2 separate regions of the Mus musculus genome follow, and region 1 is linked to region 2. A link is a contact called in ENCODE Hi-C data. All regions are on one chromosome and are shown on one strand. The core of a region is the stretch at or near the end of the contact, and the rest is flanking DNA. Distances in the headings are between cores, read along the strand shown.

What was found. A loop is a pair of places that touch in the nucleus more often than their neighbours do.
Region 1: a loop to region 2 is called in a map of regulatory T cell, with 3 times the contacts of the local background. The contact joins the promoter of 9930111J21Rik1 here to the promoter of Ifi47 in region 2. A Hi-C loop is called at or near these places in 4 of 37 maps with a recorded cell type or tissue (T-helper 1 cell, T-helper 17 cell, T-helper 2 cell and 1 more).

The regions. Positions count from the first base shown.
Region 1 is chr11:48,977,431-48,980,770 of GRCm38, forward strand. It overlaps 9930111J21Rik1 (RIKEN cDNA 9930111J21 gene 1), which reads right to left and starts at 1,951. Exons shown (of 4, transcript NM_001114679.1): 1 at 1,870-1,951; 2 at 1,609-1,757. It overlaps Gm42074 (a long non-coding RNA gene), which reads left to right and starts at 1,117. Exons shown (of 4, transcript XR_879821.2): 1 at 1,117-1,560.
Region 2 is chr11:49,085,006-49,088,498 of GRCm38, forward strand. Ifi47 (interferon gamma inducible protein 47) reads left to right here and starts at 2,012. Exons shown (of 2, transcript NM_008330.2): 1 at 2,012-2,139. It also overlaps the pseudogene Gm12188.

The DNA of each region.
Region 1 (3,340 bases), core at 701-3,200, 110 kb before region 2:
AAATACAAATGGCCAATAAATGTAAATATTTCTTTAATGTGTTCAGTAGCCTCAGCCATTAAAGCATGCGTATTGTAGCCACTTTGGGATTTCATCTCACCTGAGTCAGAGAGGTTTGCATCAAGAGAGAAAATGGCAACAGATGCTGGTGTGGATGTAGCAGAAGGGGAGTCCTTATTTGCTGCTGTGGGGCTGTAAACAAGCACAGCCATTATGGGGTCAGTGACACCATTCCTGAGCATAGCCCAAAAGGACTCTATATCCTAGCACAAAGATATTGGAACATCATGTTCATTACTGCTCTAGTAATACCTGAGAAATACAATCAGCTTAGATGATAAGTGGATAATGAAAATGTGCCACAGAGACACAATGGAACTGGATTCATGCATAAATATAAATGCAAGTGTATAATTTTCAGACAAACTGGCAGAACTACTAAATGTTAAGTGAGTTCACCCAATGTCAGAAAGGCAAACCTGATGTTTTCACTCACATGTGGATTTCAGCTTCTCATTTTTAGGTATGTATATTTATGTTGTAGGAAGTGTTTGCAGAGGCCAGGAAACCGGAAGGAGGGCCATAAGAGGAGTAAAAATAGCTTTGGGCAGATCTAGATAGTAGCATATATGGGATATTCAAGTGGACTTAAGAATAATGGGAACTGAGAGCTTCAAACCCAGAGGACAGCCAGAGAGCTGTGGCACAGGACTGGCTGTGGTGTGGCCAACCAAAAACCGTATGTATGAACAAGCTATAAGGAAATATGCTCCTTTCTCAAGTTCCTAAAAAACAAAATAAAGTTTGAACAGAGGTATCCTGAGTGGGTGAATGAAGCTGCTCCCAGAAGCTAAAGAAGATTCAATGGGAATCCCAGACTGAAGTGGGGGCTACTTCCCCATGATTTGCTGTTTATGAAGACTCCTCAACCCCCCTTCCCCAAACAGTTAAGGTATCATGAGTGCTGGTTACATTGAAAAGGGGAACTGAGAAGTTTGAAGAGAGAGGCTTCTCACAGTTCCCTTCTAGAAGAGGAAATAGCAGTGGGTGTTCTGGATAGCATTTTATCCTCATGGGGATAAATAAAATAGCTCCAGTATAGCTGGGTGTGGTGGAGCATGCCTTTAATCTCAGCCCTAGGAAGCAGAGAAGCAGAGGTAGCTGGATCTCCTTGAGATTGAGGCCAGCCTGGTCTACAGGTTCTAGGTCAGTCAGAGGCACACTGTGTGATCCAGTCTCACCCAAAACCAAAACCAAAATAACAACAACAAAAAAGCTACAACAACAAGTATCCTACACCAAAGAGGTTCCCGTATTGACTGTGAGGAATCTGGTCACACAAGCTGCCCTCTTTCTCCAAGCTCAAGCTGGCATCAAAAGATCAACAGGCTTAGGATGTGCATGTGACAGGGAAGTTTGTTGCTGCCTTGCTGGTGGGTTGGGGCTGCTCTTTGGTGCAGAACACAGAGAAGAGCCTTTCTGTGAACAACCCCTGAGTGACATAAGCCATGACCGAAGGTCCTCTGCACTGCTACCAGGAGACTATCTTTGATACCACAAGTAAGCACTCGATTTCTGGTCCAGCTGCACTTAGAACCCTTCAGGTACCTGTTCCTGAGCCGTGATGCCAGTGGCCCTCCTGTGATGTCACCTCCTTCTTCTCTGGGAGCAAGGTCACTGGGGTAGCTCTCTTTGGAATCCTCTAAGCTGGGATGTTCAGGAAACAGATCGATGCACAGTGTTGGTGTCTTGGTGCTCTGGAGAGAAGAACAGATGGGAAGCAAAGGCAGATGTTTTCATATTTCCTTCCAGATCTTAGTTCCCACAGACTTTGCTCTTTGTTCTGCAGTTCCTAGATCTGAATCTTACCTGCCTTGTCCTTAAAGGGAGGGACTGCAATGAGGGTAAGATTTAGTTTCTATTTCCAGACCTCTGTTTCTGGTTTACAGAGTTGGCTGAAAAGGTTTCACATCCTTCCACAGAGAGGGAGGTGGAGCTCTACTTAATTAGCCAACTCCAGGGCTTCCTGTGTGCTCCACCCAATACTTTGGCAGCCTAGCCCCGTGTTAGCGCTCCCATGCACCACTCACCATTCTGCTTCCCTACCTCAAGACCCTCTTTTCAGATGATGTCATCTATTACTGAGTCAGTACTGACTTTCAGACCCAGTGAGCCCATGGTTCAGTGATTGCAGACGCTTGCTGTAGCCCTGTCCTTTGCTTATTCTGTTGACATTCTTTCTGTCCTCTCTCTCTCTCTTTCTCTCTCTGTCAGTCTCTCTCTCTCTCTCTGTGTCTCTCTGTCTCACTCCCTGTCTCCTTGTTTCTCTCTCTCTGTCTTTCTCTTTCTCTGTGTGTGTGTGTTTGTGTGTAGGTGGAAATGTATGTGTAGATGCTGTCATTTTTCTGATATCATGCTCCTTATTTGGGGACAGACACACTCACTGACTCACTTCACCGATTAGGCAAGGGTGGCTGACAGGTGAGCTTCAGGGTTCTGCCCCTCTCCTTGCTCAGTGCTGGAATTACAAACTCACTCCACTATGCCTGACTTTTACGTGGATTCTGGTGTCCAATCCATAACTTTCTCTTTGAAAGATGTTACTTACCACGTGATTATCTCCCTAGCCACTCGTAGAAAAATCCACGGAGATGGTGATCACTGTGATTAATGTGTTAAGTTCACTGTGCATGATTTTGTAAAAACTAAAATTATTTTTCACCTGTATAAGCTATGAAAACGTTGCTTCCACTTTCTACTTTGTCAGCTGGCCAGTGAGTCACAAGATGAGGCAAGCTAACTGCTGAGCTTCGTTGTTGTGTGAACTGCTTGCTTGAGTGGCTGAGGGCCCTGCTCGAGGTCTGTTACAGAATCAAAGCTTGCCCACACCCAGATAGGATTAGAGTTAATTTGATCCCCAAATAATAACTGTGGTTTTTCCCTCTATAATTCTTTGGCTAACAATTGCTGGAACATTACTTAGAGAATTCTGTTTGGTTTGGTCTTGGTCAGTCTTCTTCCTAATAAAACACTTCTAATTAATAAAAACAAAACTCCAGTCAGACTAGTGATTTGTCTGAACGATCACAGACCCATAGTAGCACATAGGAATATGCTGGTGCAAGGAATAGCTCTGGATTAGCCTCCTGTCCCTACAGTCTGTGCCTCTGTGGTTAGGAAGTCTGTGTCTGGTATGGCCAGGACTGGGGTTGGTGAGAGTGGCTTTCAATTTAATGCTACCTTGGAGTCATTTTAATAGAGAGTGGACTTCTGCGTGGGATCAGAGACTGGTACTTACAGTGAAAATGGAGAAAACACTTCTCATCCAAATGTGAGCAAG
Region 2 (3,493 bases), core at 762-3,261:
CCCTGCTTTCAAAATTGATAGCAGGAGCAAAAGGAAAGTAAATAACTTGAGACTTGACAGCACAACTGTGTCCGTTTTCTTTCTATGGCACTGCAGAGGCCCCCTGTGGAGAGTGGAAGATAAACAAGTTCAGAATGCCTAGCACGCTGCTTCTCTTGGCTGCCCCTTTCCTGTGTGCTTGACAATGTTTCTGTTTTTGTTTTTTTTTTTCTGGTTTGATTATTAACAATTTACCACAGTATGTCACTATTCTAAGGAAGTGCAGGATCTATGTCACACATCTACACATTTTAAATGCAGAGTTCTGTGACTGGCTATGTCTACTGGGTCATCTGTCACATAGGAACACATACCTATCACACACATAGACACATATACCAGCTCATAGAAATGCACGCATGTATGGGTCCAGCATGTGTACACATGAATGAACACACAGCTTTGTCCTTGACCTAGGATGATGTGGTCACTCACCATTTGCTTTGTAACTAAAGAGAGACCCATAGTGTCCTTCTCAGGGACATTGCAGGTGTCTTAGCTCTGAATTAAGCAGATCTGGTTTCTCCTGGACATTCAGACTTCCAGCTCATTCACCCTTCTCTTGTCCCACTGTACCGTGGGAGCCCCATGATGCTGAGGAATGCTCTCATAGTGATAAAGAGAGATGGTGCCCTTTCTCCCCTTTTCATACCTCAGAGTATCTTCATGGTGAATCTGTGACACATTGCCATATAATTGAGTCACGGCTTCAGTTATCTGGAAGCCAGGCACTATACCTCAAGATTTCAATGTTCAGAACTAAATTTTGGCTCTCATATAGAAACCAAGAAAGAGATGTACTTGGTTCTCATACAAGAATCCACTAAGCATGTGAACGTCTGTGTACAGAAGGAGACAGAGTCACTGTGTGCCTTCAGATAATCAAAAATCGGACCCATAGACCATGGACGGTATCAACCTCCCACTCTCTGCACTCACCCAGCCATTCAAATGGAGAATAAACTCAAATCACACAGAGCTGGAAAAAAAAGACACCATTTTAATTAACAGGAGCATGTAATCTGTTCTTCATATCTGATTACATGTGTTAAAATTACGCAGAAACTCCGGGCGTGGTGGTACATGCCTTTAATCCCAGCACTCGGGAAGCAGAGGCAGGAAGATTTCTGAGTTCGAGGCCAGCCTGGTCTACAAAGTAAGTTCCAGGACAGCCAGGGCTATACAGAGAAACCCTGTCTCAAAAATACAAAACAACAACAACAACAACAAAAACCAAACCAAAACAAAACAAAACAAAAAATTATGCAGAAACACTGTCAATATAACCCAAACCATCCATGTTCAGAGACAGACTTCACCAAGGACAGAACATGTCAGCAACAGCTTCTTTTCCCAACATGGCAGCAAATGTCTTTCCTCCATGGTGATAAACGTTAAAACCAACAAAACCTGTGAGGGATTATCTCATTGCATCAAATGATGTTTTTGGAAAACCTGTCTTCACTTTGTGCCAGACTACGCTCTCATGAGGGAATCCTGAGGTAGATAAAATGAGAAAGGAAACTAGGAAGACTCCATTACTCTCTTTCCTGAGTTGTCTTGGTGGCTCTGGATCCTGTGAGACCCCAGGTTCATGGGTGCCTTGGGGCTGAAATGAGGTTAGTCAGCCACAGTGTTCCTGAGAAGGACAAGGAGGCAGACGCATGGCACAGTCCTTCCCGATGGGCAGTGTGTTTCAGTCATTCACTGGCGTCTTTGGAAAACCCCTCATCTCTTTCATCCTTGTCCCCAGGAATCCTTTGGCTTCAGAGAACTCATTCCCCTGATGTCTTGGCCGAGTGACCCTTCACAGGCCAAGTGGAAATGTCTTCCTGGCCTTGAATCTTCCAGGCTTCTTTCATTCTCTGACCAAGTTAAAGTCCTTTTCTTTTTCCTGGAAATGTTTATGCTGCAGGGGAAACAAAGAAAGAGCTTTAGTTTCACTTTTGTTTCCTGCAAATATATCTTTCATTTTTTTCTCTCTGCTAGGGCTCATTGCTTCAGACTTTCCTGAAGGAGGGCAGACCCGTGCCGTTGGTGGTGGCTGTGCTGTGGGCTGCAGTGAGAAACAGACCCGGTATTTTCTACTTCTTGGATCTGGTGAGTGCGAAAAGCCTTTGCACCTGGTGTGACCTAGGTTTTGGCTTTGTGGGAAGAGGGCAGAGCTGGCTTGGATAGGCAGCAGGTCATGTCACCGGTCTATCACAGATAGGAGTCATGGGTCTGGAACTGCCTTTTGGTGCCAGTTGTTCTGTGAGAGTTCTGAGTAAGTTTGGACTGAGCAGAGTCTTTATGGGTGACTCTCATAGGAAACGTACCATGCTCACTGTAATGTGGCCGGATCTCACCACCAGAGAGTATGGCATAACCCTGCCAGCTTTGCTTTCTTTTCTTTCCTTTCCTTTCCTTCCCTTCCTTTCCTTTCCTTTCGTTCCCTTCCCTTCCCTTCCCTTCCCTTCCCTTCCCTTCCCTTCCCTTCCCTTCCCTTCCCTTCCCTTCCCTTCCCTTCCCTTCCCTTCTCTCTTTTCTTTTCTCTTTCTTTCTTTCTTTCTTTCTTTCTTTCTTTCTTTCTTTCTTTCTTTCTTTCTTTCTCTCCTTCCTTCCTTCCTTCCTTCCTTCCTTCCTTCCTTCCTTCCTTTCTTTCTCTCTCTTTCCTTCCTTCCTTCCTTCCTTCCTTCCTTCCTTCCTTCCTTCCTCCCTCCCCTCCCTTTTTAAAAAGTCTCATCTGTATTTACTTTTTTTTTTTTCTAGATAGGGTCCAGCTGTGGGCCTAGGGTAAATGTGGCTTTTATTTCCTCTCAGGAAAAGAAGTTAAAGGGTGGTTTTCTCAGTTACCCCAACCTAAGGAAAGGTGGGTGTGCACCGGAGGCTAGGGCTAGAATTGCTGGATCATTCTGACAGACTCCTCTGTGTCCACTTGCTGGCACTCGATGCAGGGAGGGTATGGGTGAGAGTCATTCCCCTGCAGTAGCAGCTCGGTTATCAACAGAGGCACAAGGTGGTATGTGCTGGTGTTCACAAAATGGAAGGCAGAGCACGTGCCCTGAGTGAAGAGCAGGACTGGGTGGCCGATCCACACCCAGTGTCTGCCTGGTACAAGGCCTGACTGCTGTGGCTCTTTTCCCAAGGGCCCAAGGGGCCCCAGAAACATCACTGCGTCCTATGGTCCCTTAAATGTCCATCTCAAACTTCACCGCCTGCCCGCTTATCTTCCGGGCTGCTGTGCAGGTGGTGGCTCTGGCTGGCTTGCATGGGAGGCTCACCGCTGGTAGGGCTAGTGACCCAGAAATGGCTGGCAGGTCCTTTGGGGGTGTTTTGGCAACAGGTGAGTTCTGACACTCCATCAGGAATTTCCAGTCATAGATGATTTGGGTTGTGTGTGTGCCGCTGGGGGTGGTGCTGTAGTGCCTGGGCGGGAGCTGCACGCCTCATCGAGGGCTACGTGGTGAGTGGG